Regions from separate parts of the Homo sapiens genome. Here regions 1, 2 and 3 are each linked to region 4. A link is an interaction called in ENCODE POLR2A ChIA-PET data of the cell type or tissue named here. Cell type or tissue: GM12878. All regions are shown on one strand.

Region 1 (5,000 bases), 290 kb before region 4:
CTCTGGGCCAGAACACCCTTGCATGATGGTGACAGTTGAGGGAAAGGCCACATGGTTCCTTGTGTAAATGGCATGGCTGCCAGTGGTCATGGGGAGGCCCTGCTCATAGTTCAGCACCAGCCGGCCCTTCGTGTGCTGTGCTCCAGCTCCCCAGCCGGCTCAGTCCTTCACAAAATGCCCTGGAGTTACAGAACAGAAAGGCCCGGCTTTCCTTTAGGAATCTGGGAAATAGGAGGGCTGAGGTCATGCTCTGTTCAACATGTGAGACCTCCCAGACAGCAGTGCAGGAAAAACATGTTACTACCCGTATTTTGGGAGACCAGACCTCTGGCGTTTGAGTAGGACTCACTGCTCAGATCTAAGGGGAGAGAACATCTCCCATTTTGAAGAAAACCTTTTCCTCAGTTTAGGAGGAGGAGAAACTGATCAGGTTCCAAATGGCCTCTTGTTCTTTAACTGCAAACGGGCCAGGCTCCCTGCCAGGTCATGGGATAACAATCCAAGGAGAGGGGAGAAATGCAGTGTGCATGTGTGTGTACATGGGCATGCTCGTAGGGGGAAAGACTGGGGGGATGGAGGTGACGTGGACATCTGTGTATGCTTCAGCTCTATTTCCCTCTGCTTAGTCCCAAACTGCTCGGGATTAGCAATTGTTAAGAACATGCCTTTCTCCCCACCCCGGGAGTTCTAGGCCAGGGGTGGAGGGATTGAGCACCGTGGCTTTGTTCTCTGTCAGGTGGTGCCTTTCTCTGTGACACCGAGGGAGACCTGCCATCAGGAGGGAGTCTGAGGCCAGGAGACAGTACTTACCGATCAGGATGGATCTTTGGTCTTGTTTGTGTGCTTGGTTTCCTGGCTGGAATGAAATGTCAGTTTCATGAGGACAGGGACCTGTTCTCTCCTGCACAACTTTCTCTCTGATGACCGACAGTGCCTGGCATGTTGTAAAGGCTCGTTCAGAAGTGACTGAATGAATGAATGCATACTTTTTAGGCGGGGCTGCATATCGTTCCCTTAAACCTCCTGATTCATCTTCCGTTGCTTCCGTGTCAGCTTCTCACTGGGTCATTGTCTGCTTTGGTGCTGCCCTTCCCCACAACTTTGAGAGTTCATGTTACTGCAGGCTCCCCGCCCGCCCACCTCTGCCTGAAACTTCTCTTTTGGGCTCCTGTGCTGTGACATACTAGCAGTATTTGTTTGCCCCTCTTAAGACCATCCCTTCAGTTTCATTCCTGCCTCAGTTTCTCCTCCTCACATTTCTGCTGTTCCACCTCTGCTCCTGTGCTCTTCTCAGGAAAGCAGGTGAGTGGTGATGCCCTGGGCTAAGCTCGCCAGGGCCTGGGCAGCCCAGGCACCCGTGGTTCGGGTGGGGAGGGAGCATGCTGGTGGCCGGAGCTGGGCTTGTGGGCAGCAGCCCTCCCCACCTTGCTGAGGCCAAGCTCTTTCTCATGGCTTTGGCTGTCACTTCTATGCTGATCACCCCCAAATCATTGTGTCTATATTTCTCTATTGGTGCTTCTGACCTTCCAAAATCTGATCCCACCCTGGCAGTCAGACCTTATTTGATGTCAAGGATTATTAATTTGTAGCATGTATTACATCCCTAATATGGACCAGTTCACATGCATTCTCATATTTCATCCTCCCAATGAACATACAAAGTCAAATAATTATTCTTATTTTACAGAGTCTCAGACAACTTAGTTCCTCTAGGTAACCAGATTAATTAGCATTAGGGGGTTGTGATCAGGATTTGAACTGGCTCCACTGGCCCCTGACCCTGAACAGAGTCAGCTTGGAGTCCGCCCTTGGAGACGAGGACAGCCGGTCCTGTTTCTCCCTCTCACCCCAGTGCACTCACACAGCAGGCGTTGGCACCCTTGCTAAGGGCCAGGCCAAGCGTCTCCTCTGTGAGCCTTCACTTAGCTCTCCTAAGCTGCTCGGCCTGCCTCCTCTCCCTTTTCTCTAACAGCAGTGCCTTTGCACACACTATGTGTTTGTTATATGTTGGCTGTGCCAGTCTTGCCTCGTCAGCAGATAGTGATTTTCTTAAAGGCAGAGGCCATGTTTTATATGATCCTCCATCCCTCAAGTGTGTGTTACAGGCAGTTTGTTGCTCAGTAAACACTTGATACCTCTGATGAGGTGAAATCTAATCACAGTCCTTTGCATATGTATTGTGGTTTACAGTTTCTGAAACCGAAGAGCCAATTTGAAGTTTCCTGTAAAACAGATCCCTTAATTGTCAGCGCTCTGTGCTGAGAGGGATAAATCTGTTTTGTAGACGGACTAACAGGTCCAGAGGTAGAGTGAATTCCCCAAGGTCATATGATGGATGATAGCAAAGCCAGAACTTGAACCCAAGGTTTAACTCTTAATGCCGTTCCTCTTAATGCCGTTCCCTTCCCACAGAATCACAGCAGCCTGTGGTCCAGACTTGGCCAGGTGACCCCTGCCAGGCCTTCCATCCCACTTAGTCATACAGTTCCTTATTTGTATTTGTCCTTTCTCTTTCATTAGAACTCGTGTCTTTTTGTGTGTGTGTGTGTTTTGAGACAGGGTCTCGCTCTGTCACCCATGCTGGAGTGTGGTGGCACAATCACAGCTCACTGCAGCCTTGACCTCCCAGGCTCAGGTGATTCTCCCACCTCAGCCTCCTGAGTAGCTGGGACTACAGGCGCATGCCACCATGCAAGGCTAATTTTTGTATTTTTTTAGAGGCAGAGTTTCACCGTATTGCCCAGGCTGGTGTCAAACTCCTGGGCTCAAGTGATCTGCTTGCTTTGGCCTCCCAAAGTGCTGAGATTACAGACATGAGCCACCGCGCCCAGCCTTAGAATGCTTGTCTCTTGAGGGCAGGGACCCTGGCTGCTTTTCCCATTATCCTTCCAAAGCTCCAGCTCTGGGGCCATGAACCAGAAATCATTCCTTCAAGGATGTTGACACAGTGAGTCACCTGAGAAGGGGCAGGGTGCAGGAGGGGTGGGGCAGGAGATCAGGAACTGGTGTGGGACATTAGGGGTGGGAGATAGGCCAGAAAGCCCCATGCTCTGTGTAAAAGCTTCTGTCAAATGAAGATGTGCTTGTCCTACCTACCAGGCGAGGTTACTCTTAGTAGCAAGTGAGAGTGTCTGCTAAAGCGCCTTCTAAACTGCAGAGCACTAGCAATATTGTTGTTAAATATAATTATAGTCTGTAGCTGGGCATGGTGCTGGGTGTCTGTAATCCCAGCTACCCGGGAGGCTGAGGCAGGAGTATTGCTTGGGCCTAGGAGGCGGAGGTTGCAGTGAGCTGAGATCGTGCCGTTGTACTCCAGCCTGGGTGACGAAGTGAGACTCTGTCTCTAAATAAAAAAAAAAAAAATGTATATATGTGTGTGGGTGTGTGTGGGTGTGTGTATATATATATATATATATTTTTTTTTTTTTTTTTTTTTTCCTGAGATGGAGTCTCTCACTCTGTTGCCCAGGCTGGAGTGCAATGGCACCATCTTGGCTCACTGCAACCTCCGCCTCCCAGGTTGAAGTGATTCTCCTGCCTCAGCCTCCCCAGTAGCTGGGATTACAGGTGCCTGCCACCACGCCTGGCTAATTTTTTTTTTTTTGTATTTTTAGTAGAGACAGGGTTTCGCCAAGTTGGCCAGGCTGGTTTTGAACTCCTGACCTCAGGTGATCCACCTGCCTCGGCTTCCCAAAGTGCAAGGATTACAGGCGTGAGCCACCACGCCCAGCCAAAAAATATATTTTTTAAAATAATAATAATTATAGTCCGTAGGGATGAGCTCAACAACATGGTTGGATAGAATCATACTGGCCTTGTGAGTATTGAGGAGACAATCAGGATGGTGCCTCACCCAAGGCCTGGCACTCCAGCTATTATGAATTATTCTTGTTTTCATAATTATTATAAGACATGCCCTCTTCCTTCAGATTGGGGAAAGGAGTTGGCAGTGCTGAGAATGCATCGCTTCTGGATTGGGACTAAGAAGATGGGAAAGGCAGTCTGGCCCTAGGGCTTTCGTAGATCCACTCACCACCGCAGGTCCCCGACTCTGAATACCTCCTTCCTCCCAGTGGGGGTTTTCAGCAAGCTAATTTCTCACCCCTGAGGAGGAACTGTTATATTCGGATGAACACCCCCCTGCTAATGTGGAGCAGAAAAGTAAGGCCTGGCGAGTCAGCAGCTGCTCAGCAGGTGGATGGGCTGCGGTGGTGTAGCGGGTAGGCGCCTGACAGCCCGGCTTGCCGCAGCCGCTGTGCTTCCCTCCCATCCCTGGGGTGTGCATTTTAGGGTAAAGGCAAACTGGAAGCTCTTGCTATTTGCAGAACTCCAAAACAACAAAACAAAATGTCCACTCAGCTGGGGGTTGGCTGGGCAGCACCACTGTGATTACACAGTTAGCCTGGGGGAAGGGCTGTGGTCAGAGTTTGGGGGACACACAGGTGTGACTGTGATGTGATACAGCTGGAGGAGGAAGAGGAGGGTGTGATCACAGGCCCGGGAGTGGCCAGGGCAAGAGTGATGGTGGAGGAGAGTGGCTGAGGTTGGCAGGCAGGGAGGAGAGATTGGTAACTACTAATCACTAGCATGATCAGTCTTGACAATCTATCTACAAGGGACTCCCAGGTGGCAGGGCAGGACCTGAGGCACAGCTCGGCATGACGGGCAGACAGGGGTCTACGTGGCTTTGAGCTCTGAGACCATAGGCAAGCTGTTCATCTGGGTGTCTTTCCATGCTTACAATAATATTCCCCTTACAAGCCCTCTGATGATTGAGATCATAGAAATCACTCAGTGCAGTGGCTGGCACTCAGTAGCAGCTCACACAAATGATCAGCAATTCCGACACTTGCTATGTGGCCATCACAGTAAAATCAGCAATAGTGGATGCCCAGAGCTGCATCTCCGGGAAGCCTCTGAGCCAGTCAGTGTTTGTGCTCAAACTCCAAAGCATAGGATGAAAGGTCAGATCATGGGGCTATGAAGATATGTTCTCCTAG
Region 2 (5,000 bases), 170 kb before region 4:
GCATTGGCTTTCTACAGACCTACCCTTTAAAATGCATAAAAACAAGCCTGTACAAGGTCAAGGTGCATAGCCTACTAGAGCAAAAATTAATACTCTCCAGAGATAGATAACACAATATAGAATATGATCATATTGCCCAGTATAAAACAAAAATGTACTAAATATGCAAAGAAATAGGAAATGATAACCCACAGTCAAGGGGGAAAAAAAGCAACTAATAGAAACAGAACCTGAGGGCCAGGCTCATGCCTATAATCCCAGCACTTTGAGGGGCCAAGGCAGGGAGATCGCTTGAGGCCAGGAGTTTGAGACTAGCCTAGGCAACATGGAAAGACTCATCTCTACAAAAAAATTTAAAAATTAGCCGGGCGTGGTGGTACATGCCTGTGGGTCCTAGCTACTCAAGAGGCTGAGGTGGGAGGATCACTTGAGCCCAGGAGTTGGAGGCTGCAGGAGCTATGACTGTGCCACTGCACTTTTCAGCCTGGTGACAGAGTGAGACCCTGTCTCTGAAAAAAGAAAAGAAACAGAACCTGATATGGTACAGATATTACATTTAGGAAAGACTTTAAAGAATCTATTATAAATATGTTCAAAGGCTTAAAAGGCGGCCTTAATGAGTGAACTGATAGGAAATGTCAGCAGATAACACTATACAAAAAGAACCAAAAAGAAATTCTATAACTGAAAAGTTAAATAATTGAAATGAAGAATTCACTTGATAGGTTTAATAGCAGATTAGAGGTGACAGAAGAGTCAGTAAAATCACTGAAGACAAATAACAAAAACTATCCAATCTGGAGAATAAAGAAAAAAAAGACTGAAGAAAAATGAATAGTCTTAGAAACCTGTAGGAAAATATCAACCAGTCTAAAATATGTGCAATGGGAGTCCCAGAAGGAGGATAGGAGAATAAAATGAGAATAGGACAAGAAAAACATCAAAAAACCATGAACAAAATTCCCTAAAATTTCATGAAAAATATTAAGGTGTGAAAAGCTCAGCAAACCCCAAGGAGGATAAATGCAAAGAAAATCACACCTAGGTATATAATAGTCAAAATGATAAAAACCAAAGATAAAGATAAAATATTGAAAGAAGCCAGAGGAAAAGCACACATCATATACACAGGAGGTATAAAATGAATCACAGCTGACTTCTTACCATAAACAATAAAGGCCAGGTCCACGCGCGGTGGCTCATGCCTATAATCCCAGCACTTTGGGAGGCCAAAGTAGGTGGATCGCTTGAGGCCAGGAGTTCATGACCAGCCTGGTCAACATGGAAAAACCCTGTCTCTACTAAAAATCAAAAAATTAGCCAGGTGTGGTGGCACATGTCTGTAATCCCAGTGCTACTCAGGAGGCTGAAGCACAAGAATCACTTGAACCCAGGAGGCAGAGGTTGCAGTGAGCCAAGATCACGCCACTGCACTCCGGCCTGGGTGAGAGAGTGAGACTCTGTCTCCAAAAAAATAAAATAAAATAAATAAATAAAAACAATAAAGCGCAGAAGACAATTGACAACATCTTTCAAAATGTTGAAAAGGAGAAAACTATCAAGCCAGATATTCCAGTGCAATATCCTTTAAAAATGAGGTTAAGGTAAAGGCATTTTAAGATAGAAGATGAAATAATCTGCTGCTAGAAGATTTGCTAAAGGATTTTCTTCAGGCTGAAGATGGAAACCCAGCTATAAAGGAAGAAATGAAGAGCACCAGAAATCATAAATAAGTGAATATAAAAGACTATTTTTTTCCTTGAATTTTTCTTGACAGCTAGCTTTTCAGAGCAAAAATAATCTCATAAGGCAGGGAATTATAAGTATTTGAGTATTTAAAAATACTCAAAATTGAGCAAAAAAACACTATTTACCTATTCTTTTGCCAATACCACAGTTTCTTTTTTTTTTATGAAAGTTTTAGGGTACATGTGCACAACGTGCAGGTTTGTTACATATGTATACATGTGCCATGTTGGTGTGTTGCACCCAGTAACTCGCCATTTAACATTAGGTATATCTCCTAATGCTATCCCTCCCCCTCCCCCCACCCCACAACAGGCCCTGGTGTGTGATGTTCCCCTTCCTGTGTCCATGTGTTCTCATTGTTCAATTCCCACCTATGAGTGAGAACATGCGGTGTTTGGTTTTTTGTCCTTGTAAAAGTATGCTGAGAATGATGGTTTCCAGCTTCATCCATGTCCCTACAAACGACATGAACTCATCATTTTTTATGGCTGCATAGTATTCCATGGTATATGTGCCACATTTTCTTAATCCAGTCTATCATTGTTGGACATTTGGGTTGGTTCCAAGTCTTTGCTATTGTGAATAGTGCCGCAGTAAACATACATGTGCGTGTGTCTTTATAGCAGCATGATTTATAATCCTTTGGGTATATACCCAGTAATGGGATGGCGGGGTCAAATGGTATTTCTAGTTCTAGATCTCCGAGGAATCACCACACTGACTTCCACAATGGTTGAACTAGTTTACAGTCCCACCAACAGTGTAAAAGTGTTCCTATTTCTCCACATCCTCTCCAGCACCTGTTGTTTCTTGACTTTTTAATGATCGCCATTCTAACTGGTGTGAGATGGTATCTCATTGTGGTTTTGATTTGCATTTCTCTGATGGCCAGTGATGATGAGCATTTTTTCACGTGTTTTTTTTGGCTGCATAAATGTCTTCTTTTGAGAAGTGTCTGTTCATATCCTTCACCCACTTTTTGATGGGGTTGTTTTTTTCTTGTAAATTTGTTGGAGTTCACTGTAGATTCTGGGTATTAGCCCTTTGTCAGATGAGTAGGTTGCAAAAATTTTCTCCCATTCTGTAGGTTGCCTGTTCACTCTGATGGTTGTTTCTTTTGCTGTGCAGAAGCTCTTTAGTTTAATTAGATCCCATTTGTCAATTTTGGCTTTTGTCGCCATTGCTTTTGGTGTTTTAGACATGAAGTCCTTGCCCATGCCTATGTCCTGAATGGTATTGCCTAGGTTTTCTTCTAGAGTTTTTATGGTTTTAGGTCTAACATGTAAATCTTTAATCCATCTTGAATTAATTTTTGTATAAGGTGTAAGGAAGGGATCCAGTTTCAGCTTTCTACAAATGGCTAGCTAGTTTTCCCAGCACCATTTATTAAATAGGGAATCCTTTCCCCATTGCTTGTTTTTGTCAGGTCTGTCAAAGATCAGATAGTTGTAGATATGCGTCATTATTTCTAAGGGCTCTTTTCTGTTCCATTGGTCTATATCTCTGTTTTGGTACCAGTATCATGCTGTTTTGGTTACTGTAGCCTTGTAGAATAGTTTGAAGTCAGGTAGCGTGATGCCTCCAGCTTTGTTCTTTTGGCTTAAGATTGACTTGGCAATGCGGGTTCTTTTTTGGTTCCATATGAACTTTAAAGTAGTTTTTTCCAATTCTGTGAAGAAAGTCATTGGTAGCTTGATGGGGATGGCATTGAATCTATTAATTACCTTGGGCTAACTACTGTAGCTTTATAAGTCTTGAAGTCAGGTAGTGCCAGTCCCCTGACTTTACTCTTCAATATGGCGTTGGCTATTCTGGGTTTTTCTTTCCATATAAATTTTATATTTTATTTTTGGAGACAGTCTCACTTTGTTGCCCGGGCTAGAGTGCAGTGCTGTGATCGCAGCTCACTGTAGCCTTGACCTCTTGGGCTCAAAAGATCCCCCTGAGTAGCTGGGATAGATGACCTATCTTTCCATAGCCAACTGAGCATCTTGAAACAATGGCATTTTAACAATGAAACTGAAATTCAGGGATTTGTACATCATGGTGTCAAGCTAATGACTTAATTCATCCTAAATTTCATCCTAGAAGTTTGTCCCTAAAGACATGGAGAAGGCTGGGTGCAGTGGCTCAAGTCTGTAATCCCAGCAATTTGGGAGGCTGAGGCAGGAGAATCACTTGAGCCCAGGAGTTTGAGACTGTCTCTTAAAAAAAAAAAAAAAGAAAGAAAAGAAAAAGACACAAAGTTCAGAAAACAGAAAATAGAGGTGGTAAACACTTATTAAAAGGTTCAGAGAAATATAATTAAAACTTTTAACCATCTCATTAACTTGTAAATTAGCTTAAATATTTTAAGTAATTGAAATTCCCAATGCTGGCAAAGTACGGTGAAGTTGGTAACTTTGCTACAAATGTTAGCATTACAAGACACAACTTTTTTTGGGGGGATGGAGTCTTGCTTTGATGCCCAGGTTGGAGTGCAGTGGTGTGATCTTGGCTCACTGCAACCTCCACCTCCCGGATTCAAGTGATTCCCTTGCCTCAGCCTCCCGAGTAGCTGGGACTACAGGCTATTTTTTTGTATTTTTAGTAGAGACGGGGTTTCACCATGTTAGCAGGCTGGTCTTGAACTCCTGACCTCAAGTGATCCACCCATGTCAGCCTCCCAAAGTGCTGGGATCACAGGTATGAGCCACCACGCCTGGCCAACACTTTTTACAAAGCAATTTCAGAGCCATAAAAATGTACACAGACTTTGATCAAGTTAATTCTATCTCATAAAATTAATCCTAAAATTTTCAATATAGTAAAGAGCTATATGCATTAAGATATTCATTCCAGTGATATTAATTAGCACTTATTGAGAACTGTGTATTCAGAATAACCACTGTGCTACATGCATTATACGTATTACTTCACTTAATCCTCAAAACAATTTTATGAGGTAGGTGCTTTCAAAAGATCAAAAACTTGTTCAAGAACACACAGTATAATCTCCTAGACACTAAACTATCCTGCTATTCATAATAATGGGGGAAAAAAAAGAATAAACCTAAATGTCTATTAATAGAAAAATGGCTAATTTATGATACATCTTGATGGATAATTTAGCCATTAAAATAATGACTAGAAGACTATGTCATAACATGAAAAATGCTTATGTTAAGTAAAAAAAGACATAGGACAACATTATAGATATAGATATAGATATATAGATATAGATATATAGATATATATAGATATAGATATAT
Region 3 (5,000 bases), 500 kb before region 4:
GGATTTACCCATCTGTCTATTTATTTCATTTTTTTAAATTTTATTTTTTTATTATTATAATTCTTATTTTTTGGGATGGAGTCTCACTCTATCACCCAGGCTGGAGTGCGGAAGTGCAATCTCAGCTCACTGCAGCCTCTGCTTCCTGGGGCTTCCTGGGGGTTCACGAGGTTCTCCTGCCTCGGCCTCCTGAGTAGCTGGGTTTATAGGCGTGCGCCACCACACCTGGCTAATTTTTGTATTTTCAGTAGAGACAGGATTTCACCATGTTGGCCAGGATGGTCTCAATCTCTTAACCTCAAGTGATCCGCCCACCTTGGCCACCCAAAGGGCTGGGACTACAGGCGTGAGCCACTGCGCCCGGCCCCCTAGCTAATTTTTAAATTTTTTGTAGAGATGGGGGTCCCACTATGTTGCCCAGACTAGTCTCAAACTCCTGGCCTCATGGGATCCTCCTGCCTCAGCCTTCCAAAGGCTGGCTTGGGTTTACAGAAATGAGTCACTGTGCCTGGCCCGATATATTTTTAGTTTATATGTTTCCATGGGTGAAGGTTTATGCTTTGCGTAAATGTTGGTAGTTTCTATAATATGTCTTACTATTTTACATTTCTTTCCTTTTTTTTTTTTTTTTGACAAGGTCTTTCCTTCTGTCACCCAGGCAGGCTGGAATGCACTGGCACGATCATAGCTCACTGCAGCCTCAACCTCCTGGGCTCGAGTCCCTGTGTTGTCCCAAGCCGATCTCAAAACCCCTGACCTCAAGTGAGGCCACCTGACTTCCACACCTCATCCTCCCAAAGTGCTGAGATTACAGGGGTGAGCCACCATGCCCAGCGGTATTCAGTATTTTATTTTCTTTTTTTTGTTTGTTTTGGAGACAGAGTGTCACTCTGTTGTCCAGGCTGGAGTGCAGTGGCACAATCTCAGCTCACCGAAACCTCTGCCTCCTGGTCTTAAGCCATCCTCCCACCTCAGCCTTCCCAGTAGCTGGGACTACAGGTACACACCACCATGCCCAGCTAATTTTTTTTTTTTTTTTTTGAGATGGAGTCTTGCTCTATCACTCAGGTGGAAAGCAGCAATGGCACAATCTCTGCTCACTGAAACTTCCGCCTCCTGAGTTCAAGCAATTGTTCTGCCTCAGCCTCTCAAGTAGCTGGGATTACAGGCATGCACCACCAAGCCTGGCTAATTTTTTTTGTATTTTTAGTAGAGACAGAGTTTCACCATGTTGCCCAGGCTGATTTCGAACTCCTGACCTCAAGTGATCCGCCCGCCTCAGCCTCCCAAAGTGCTGGGATTACAGGCGTGAGCCACCACACCCAGCCAATTTTGTATTTTTTGTAGAGATGTGGTGTCACTATGTTGCCCAGGCTGGTCTCAAACTCCCAAAGTGCTGGGATTACAGGCATGAACTACCATGCCCACCACCGGAAGTATTTTCTATTTCATTTTACTATTTACTACTCATGTAATATATCCTATAATGTATTTTATGCATTTTTCTTGTCAATGAATTCAGAAAAGTGGACAAATGGAATACGCAATTCTGACTTGCCATAACATAATGTGGAATCCTCAGTGGCTTCCTTTTTCTGAAACCACATTGTGCCTCTTGATGGGACCATATTTCTTTCTTTTTTTTTTTTTTTTTCTTTGAGACAGAGCCTTACGCACTCTGTCGCCCAGGCTGGAGTGCAGTGGCGCGATATCATATCAGCTCACTGCAACCTCCACCTCCTGGGTTCAAGCAAGTCTCCTGCCATAGCCTCCAGAGTAGCTGGGATTACAGGTGCACACCACCATGCCCAGCTAATTTTTATATTTTTAGTAAAGATAGGGTTTTACCTTGTTGGCCAGCCTGGCCTGGAACTCTTGACCTTAGGTGATCCACCCACCTCAACTTCCCAAAGTGCTAGGATTACAGGCATGAGCCACTATGCCTGGCCTCCATGTGTATTTAAGTTGCTCCTTAATACACAGGCATAGGCATATAATTGTGATGCTTTTGATAGGACAATGCCCATAATTTTCACTGCTTTCTCTTTGTTCTCTGGTGTATTTCTTTTCTTTTATCTTCTTGTGTGTGTGTGTGTATGTGTGTGTGTGTGTGTGTGACAGTTTCGCCCTTGTTACCCAAGGTGGAGTGCAGTGGCGCGATCTTGGCTCACTGCAACCTCTGCCTCCTGGGTTCAAGCGATTCTCCTGCTTCAGCCTCCCGAGTAGCTGGGATTACAGGCACACACCACTGTGCCTGGCTAATTTTGTACTTTTAGTAGAGATGGGGTTTCACCATGTTAACCAGGCTGGTTTCGAACTCCTGACCTAGGTGATCCGCCCACCTAGGCCTCCCAAAGTCCTGGTATTACGGTCGTGAGCCACTGCGCCTGGCCTCTTGTTTTTGAGATGGAGTCTTGTTTTGTCACCCAGGCTGGAGTGCAGTGGCGCGATCTCGGCTCACTGCAACCTCCACCTCCCAGGTTTAAGTGATTCTCCTGCCTCAGCCTCCCAAGTAGCTGGGATTACAGGCGCCCACCACCACACCTGGGTAATTTTCGTATTTTCAGTAGAGACACGGTTTCACTGTGTTGGCCAGGTGAGTCTCAAACTCCTGACTCAAGTGATCTGCCCTCCTCAGACTCCCAAAGTGCTGGGATTACAGGTGTAAGCCACTATACCTACCCTTCTCTGGTGTATTTCTGATTAAACCTGCCATCCACTGTCTAACATTTGATTTGATTAGATCTCCATATGACCATTATTGTCAACCACAGAACACGTGCCAGGTTCTAATTTAACTTAAAGGGCCTCAAGATTTAAAACATAAGACTTGGAGCCTATCCTCAAGAAGCTTACAGTTTAATTGGAGAGAGAAACAAAAAACAAAAACAAAAAACAGCACCGTGCATATTAACCAAAGAGACAGCAGCATGACAGAACTGGCAGAGGGAAAAATGAAGGTGGTTCCTGCACAGCTTCAAGAGCAGCACCAACACTCTCCATCGTCCAAGACTTCCTGGTGTGTGTACTCAGTGCCACACTAACTTCTTCCATTTAGGGTCTGAGAGGTCCTCGTCTATTAAGGGGATAACTCTGAATCACAGAATCTTAGAGCAAGCATCGAGGGCAGAGGTCATTTAATCCTACTTGCTCATTTAAAAACTGGCAGTCTGAGGCCCAAAGATGTTAAGCAGCGTGGCCAAGGTCATGCAGCTAGTTTCGTGATGAAATTAGAACTATAAACCATGTCTTCTGATAGCTAGTCCAGTGCACTTTCTGCTACTCCCCAAATTGATGGCATTTTCTAACCACCAGATCAAATGTTCATTTATTCTTTCCTTCCCTAGAAAGAGCACCTGCCTGTGCGGGGCACTGGGATTGCAATGTGAGTGACATGAAGCCACATTGTCAGGGGGCAAGTCAGGTGAACAAAGAAATTAGCCTCTACACTGAGACACTTTCAGAAAATGAAAGGGGCTAATAATAGCTATGTGTGCATCTCGGTTGTAAACCAGGACTGAGTGCCATGATGGACATCAGGTCTATACAGGATATAGACAAGTCTCCCATTCAGGGCAACATAGTGAGACCCCCATCTTTACAATGAAAAACCAAAACAATTAGCTACTCAGGAGGCTGAGGGGGGCGGATTCCCTCAGCCCAGGAGTTCAAGACTGCAATGAACTGTGATTGTGCCACTGCACCCCAGCCTGAGTGACAGAGCGAGACCCTGTTTAAAAAAATAATAAAAATAATAATAATTAAAGACAGGGCGTGGTGGCTCACGCCTGTAATCCCAGCACTTTGGGAGGCCAATGCGGGTGGATCACCTGAGGTCAGGAGTTTGAGACCAGCCTGGCCAACATGGTGAGACCCTATCTCTACTAAAAACACAAAAAATTAGCTGGGTGTGGAGGCAGATGCCTGTAATCCCAGCTACTCGGGAGGCTGAGGCAGGAGAATCGCTTGAACCCCAGAGGCGGAGGTTGCAGTGAGCTGAGATCATGCCATTGCACTCCAGCCTGGTCAATCTATAAGAGCAAGACTCCGTCTCAAAAAAAAAAAAAAAAAAAAAAAAGCACAGTTTCCACAGGAATCTGTGAGGGCGCAAAGGTGGGAGGGGCCACTTCTGCTGTAGGGAGGAGTATCAACTCAGGGAAAGCTTCATGGAGGAAGCAGCATTTGAGCTGACTTAGTAATTACTGGTTATGGGCCGGATGCAGTGGCTTATGCCTGTAATCCTAGCACTTTTGGAGGCCGAGATGGGTGGCTCACCTGAGGTCAGGAGTTTGAGACCAGCCTGGTCAACATGGTGAAACCTTGTCTCTACTAAAAATACAAAAATTAGCCGGGCATGGTGGCGCACCCCTGTAGTCCCAGCTACTCGGGAGGCTGAGGCAAGAGAATTGCTGGAACCGGGGAGGTGGAGGTTGCAGTGAGCCGAGATTGCGCCAGTGCACTACAGCCTGGGCAATGCAGCAAGACTCCATCTCAACAAAAAAGAAAAAAGAAATTACTGGTTACAGACTGGGTGCAGTGGTTCATGCATGTAATGCCAGCACTTTGGGAAGCTGAGGAGGGTGGATTACTGGAGGCCAGGAGTTCCAGACCAGCCCAGCCAACATGGCAAAACTCTACTAAAAATACAAAAATTAGCTGGGCATGGTGGTGGGCACCTGTAGTCCCAGCTACTTAGGAGGCTGAGGCATGAGAATTGCTTGAACCCGGGAAGCGGAGGCTGTAGTGAGGTGAGATCGTGCCACTGCACTCCAGCCTGGACAACAGAGTGAGAGTCCGTCTCAAAAAAAAAAAAAAAAAGAAATTGGGACAGCTTCTCTGAGCAGGTGACACAGGAGACAGGAGTTGAGATTGTTTAGCAAAAAGGAACCTCCTAGGCAGAGGGAACAGCTTGAGCAAAGACCTTCCATGGGAACGGGTGTTGGTGTACTCAAACAGCAGCAGCCGGAGCGTCTGGGGCAAAGTGGCCAAGGTGGAAAATG
Region 4 (5,000 bases):
CAGGAGAATTGCTTGAACCCAGGAGGCGGAGGTTGCGGTGAGCTGAGATTGTGGCCGCTGCACTCCAGCCTGGGTGACAGAGTGAGACTCCGTCTCAAAAAATACATACGTACATATTTGTGTGTGTGTGTGTGTGTGTATGTATATACACACACACACACACACACACACACACATATATCTGCGGGTGGTGGTGCACCTGTAGTTCTAGCTACTTGAGAGACTGAGGGGGAAGGAATCGCTTGAGCCCAGGATTTTAAGATTATAGTGAGCTGTAATGGTGCCACTGCACTCTAACCTGGGCAAAAGAGTGAAACTCTGTTTCTAAATACATAAATTAATTAAATAGATGTAAAGAATCTTGCCAAATTTCACAGATCTGGCAAATCAGAATGCTGGGGCTTGAATAAGGATCTGACTCCTTGATCTAGAATAATGGAAATAGCATTAAATTAGCCCTAGTTCAGTTTTATGGTCCAGGTGGGCAACCCTCTTCGCTCCTGCAGCCCTCACTGAGTTTCTCATCTGTAAAGTGTCTAGCTTGGCTTGGCTGATCTCAAAGAAAAGTTTGCAGGTTTTTTCTTTGTTGTTGTTGTTTGTTTGTTTTGGTTTGGTTTGGTTTTTTGGAGACAGTCTCACTCTGTCCCCCAGGCTGGAGTACAGTGATGAAATCATGGCTCCCTGCAGCCTGGACCTTCCGGGCTGGTCTTGAACTCCTGACCTCGTGGTCTGCCCAGCTCAGCCTCCCAAAATGCTAGGATTACAGGCATGAACCACCATGCCCAACCACCCCCAGATAATTTTTTAATTTTTACTTTGTAGAGACGGGGGTCAATTTGTTGCCCTGGCTGCTCTCAAACTCCTAGCCTCAAGTGATCCTCCAGAATCAGCCTCCCAATGTGCTAGGATTACAGGCATGACCCACCACACCCAGCTAGATTCTTTACACATATGAGTATCATCTTACCTATAAAATAACTGGCTTTACCACATTTTTGTTTTTAGGTTTAAGAGTTTTTTAATTGTAAATTTGGGGATGGGTGTGGTGGCTCATCCCTGTAATCCTAGCACTTTGGGAGGCTGAGGCAGGAGGATCACTTGAGCTCAGGAGTTCAAGACCAGCCTGAGAAACATAGACCCCCATCTACATGAAAAGAATTTTAAAAATTAACCAGGTGTGGTGGTGTGTGCCTGTAGTCCCAGCTACTCTGGAGGCTGAGATGGGAGGATCACTTGAGCCCAGGAGGCTAAGGCTGCAGTGAGCTGTGATCGCACCACTGCACTCCAGCCTGAGCAACACAGGGAGGCCTTGTCTCTAATAAAAATTTCTCTTGGCAGGTATGTATGAAGGATAAGGCCATTTTGAGCAATAACAAGTGTTGAACACAATGTAAGACACATAGTAAGAAGTTTGGCCAGACGCAGTGACTCAATGCCTATAATCCCAGCACTTTGGGAGGCCAAGGCAGGAGGATCACTTGAGCCCAGGAGTTTGAGACAAACCTGGGCAACCCAGGGAGACCCCATGTCTCAAAAAATATAAAAATTAGTCCCAGCGCAGTGGCTCACACCTGTAATCCCAGCATTTTGGGAGGCCGAGGTGGGTGTATCACTTGAGGTCAGGAGTTCAAGACCAGCCTGATCAACATGGTGAAACCCCATCTCTACTAAAAATACAAAAAATTAGCCGGGAGTGCTGGCGCGTGTCTATAATCCTAGCTACCTGAGAGGCTGAGGCACAAGAATTGCTTGAACCCGGGAGGTGGAGGTTGCAGTGAGCCGAGATCATACCACTGTGCTCCAGCCTGGGTGACAGAGTGAAACTGTCTGAAACAAAAAAAAAAAAAGAAAAAGAGCAATTAGCCAGGCATGGTGATGTGCACCAGTGGTCCCAGCTGGGAGGCTGAGGCAAAAAGCTTGCTTGTGCCCAGGAGTTTCAGGTTGCACAGAGCTACGATAATCATGACGCTGGGCTCCAGGCTGGGCAACAAACTAAGAGATCATGTCTCAAAAAAAAAAAAAAAAAAAAAAGAAAAAGAAAGAAAGAAAAAAAGAAAAAAAATAGGTCGGCTGTGGTGGCTCACGCCTATAATCCCAGCACTTTGGGAGGCCAAGGCAGGCAGATCACTTGAGGTCAGGAGTTTGAGACCAGCCTGGCCAACATGGCAAAACCAATCTCTACTAAAAATACAAAAAAAAAAAAAAAAAAAAAAATTAGCTGGGCGTCATGGCACATATCTGTAATCCCAGCTACTCAGGAGGCTGTGTCAGGAGAATCACTTGAACCCAGGAAGCAGAGATTGCAGTGAGCTGAGATCATGCCACTGCACTCCAGGCTGGGCAACAGAGTGAGACTCCGTCTCAAAAATAAATAAAGAAAATAAAAAATAAGTTAGCTGGACATGGTGGTGCATGCCTGTAGTTGCAGTTACTCAGAAAGCTGAGGCAGGACTGCCTGATCCCATGAGATGGAGGCTACAGTGAGCTATGATCACACCACCATACTCCAGCCTGAGTGACAGAGCAAGACACCATCTGAAATATACATAAGTAGTGATTTTTCACCTACAAGGGTATCCTGTGGGCTATTTGGTGCAGGACTATCCTGCACATTGAAGGTTGGTAAGTATCCCTAGTCTTCCCCCAATACCAGCAGCATCCCCGCCCCCACCTAGCATTGTCACAGCCAGAAGAAATAGCCCTCACAAACTTCCATAGGGCCATACCATCCCCACTGAGAACCACTGATCTAAATCAAATTTTGTAAACTTAGGTAAACTTAGTTTTGGGTAAAAACAATCTCTGTAATAAAGCAATCTGACAAGTAAAGTCCTTATCTCTTTACAACGAATGGAGAGAAAGGCTAGAGAGAAATTCTGTCATGGAAACTAGAGTACCGTCAAATTTACTTATGAGACCTTTTCCTAAGTTAATTGTATCAATTTACCTGTGGTTTACTAGGTCACTGTAGCAGGTTTATTAATGGCCTCCAAAGATATTAGGTCCTAATCCCTGGAACTTCTGAATGTTACTTTATGTGGCAAAGTCTCTGAAGATGTGATTAAATCAATGGCCCTTGCTAAGAAGAGATTATCCTGGATTACTCTGGTGGTGTTAAATGCAATCACATGCATCCTTGTAAGAGGGAGGCAGAAGGAGATTTGACACAAATACATGGAGGAAAAGGCCATGGGAAGACAGAGCAGACTGAGTGGATGGTGCTGGCCTTGAAGATTGGAGTGAGATTCGGCCACAAGCCAAGGAATGCCAGCGGCCACACAAAGCTGGAAGAGGCCAGGAAGGGATGTTTCCCTATAGTTTCTGGAGGAAGCAAGCTCTTGTCCACACCTTGATTTCAGCCCAGTGATACTAAGTTTGTACTTCTGGCCTCCAGAACTGTGAGAATAAATTTTTGTTGTTTTAAGCCACAGTTTGTGGTACTTTGTTACAGCTGCCACTGTTACAAAGGAAACTGATTACAGGAAACTGATATGAGTTAGTAACAACACAGATAAAGACGTTTTCACAGCTAACTTTCATTATTCCATTGCATAGGTGTTCTTCTCTGCTAGAAAGGAGCTTTTCCCTTTTTGGTCTCCTTCCTTCCAGCTTTCCACCCTATCATGTGAATGTGTGACAATGGGAGGCTTGGTGCTGTGGTAATCACCCTTGCCACCAAAAGGGGAGGAGGGGACATGAAGAGAAACACACAGTTCATGATGACAGTATCCTGACGTTGCCACACCACTGGACCTGCTCTGAATCCTCAAATATCCAGACTGTTGATCTGGTGACATAATTAAATGTCTTAATTGCTTTGGCCACTATTAGGACTGTATTACTTACTGCAGAATTCATCCTAATATAGAATTCCACAGACAATATCAAGACTGAAAATAAGAAACAATGACACAGTCATGTTATTTAAAAATATGGAGGTATAGGCCGGGTGTGGTGGTTCACACCTGTAATCCCAGCACTTTGGGAGGCCAAGGCGGGCGGATCACAAGGTCAGGAACTGGCTAACATGATGAAAACCCATCTCTACTAAAAATACAAAAAATTAGCCGGGCGTGGTGGCATGCACCTTTCTTTAGTCCCAGCTACTCGGGATGCTGAGGCAGGAGAATCGCTTGAACCCAGGAGGTGGAGGTTGCAGTGAGCCGAGATCACCCCACTGCACTCCAGCCTGGGCAACAAGAGAGAAACTCCATCTCAAAAAAAAAAAAAATTTTTTTTTGGAGATGGGGTTCTTGCTATGTTGCCCAAGTTGGTCTCGAACTCCTGGCCTCAAGTAATCTTCCCATCTTGGACTTAAATTTTCCTTTTCATTTATTGATTTATTTTTGAGACAGGGTCTCACTCTGTCCCCCAGGCTGGAGTGCAGTGGCACAATCATGGCTCACTGCAACCTTGACCTCCTGGGATCAAGCAATCCTCCCATCTTGGCCTCCCAAACTGCTGGGATTAAAGGCCTCTTTTTTTTTAATTATTTTTATTTTTTTAGAGACAAGGTCTTACTCTCTCAAGCAGGCTGGAGCAGAGTGGCGTGACCATGGCTCACTGCCGCTGCACACTCCTAGGCACAAGCAATCCTCCTGCCTCAGGCTCCTAAGTAGCTGGGACCATAAGCCTGTGCCACCACACTCAGCTAATGTTTAAGTTATTATCATTATTATTATTATTATTATTATTATTATTATTATTATTTTGAGACAGAGTCTTGCTCTCTCGCCCAGGCTGGAGTGCAGTGGCGCGATCTCCACTCACTGCAAACTCCGCCTCCCGGGTTCACACCATTCTCCTGCCTCAGCCTCCCGAGTAGCTGGGACTACAGGCACGTGTCACCACACCCAGCTAATTTTTTGTATTTTTAGTAGAGACGGGGTTTCACCATGTTAGCCAGGATGGTCTCGATCTCCTGACCTCGTGATCCGCCCACCTCGGCCTCCCAAAGTGCTGGGATTACAGGCGTGAGCCACCGCGCCCGGCCTTTTAAA

What was found. Peaks named below come from ENCODE experiments on the same cell type or tissue, not always from the same donor. Only the 100,000 strongest peaks of a DNase experiment are listed, where the experiment ranks them.
Region 1: POLR2A ChIA-PET joins it to region 4 with 5 read pairs; 2 of 35 experiments call an interaction of 5 or more read pairs at or near these places.
Region 2: POLR2A ChIA-PET joins it to region 4 with 8 read pairs; 4 of 35 experiments call an interaction of 5 or more read pairs at or near these places.
Region 3: POLR2A ChIA-PET joins it to region 4 with 5 read pairs; 1 of 35 experiments calls an interaction of 5 or more read pairs at or near these places.

The regions. Positions count from the first base shown.
Region 1 is chr11:66,902,190-66,907,189 of GRCh38, reverse strand. All of the region lies in intron 3 of PC (pyruvate carboxylase), which reads left to right. Among named protein-coding and RNA genes, the nearest start is that of MIR3163, 30 kb to the left of the region's middle. RefSeq lists an enhancer at 1,409-2,056. In GM12878, no CTCF peak of the experiment used is centred here; no DNase peak of the experiment used is centred here; H3K27me3 peaks cover 23 bases.
Region 2 is chr11:66,777,065-66,782,064 of GRCh38, reverse strand. All of the region lies in intron 2 of TOP6BL (TOP6B like initiator of meiotic double strand breaks), which reads right to left. Among named protein-coding and RNA genes, the nearest start is that of TOP6BL, 35 kb to the right of the region's middle. In GM12878, no CTCF peak of the experiment used is centred here; no DNase peak of the experiment used is centred here.
Region 3 is chr11:67,104,597-67,109,596 of GRCh38, reverse strand. No RefSeq gene overlaps it. Among named protein-coding and RNA genes, the nearest start is that of KDM2A, 12 kb to the left of the region's middle. In GM12878, no CTCF peak of the experiment used is centred here; no DNase peak of the experiment used is centred here; H3K27ac peaks cover 682 bases.
Region 4 is chr11:66,608,617-66,613,616 of GRCh38, reverse strand. No RefSeq gene overlaps it. Among named protein-coding and RNA genes, the nearest start is that of RBM14, 5.5 kb to the left of the region's middle. In GM12878, no CTCF peak of the experiment used is centred here; a DNase peak (open chromatin) is centred at 1,916; H3K27ac peaks cover 1,326 bases.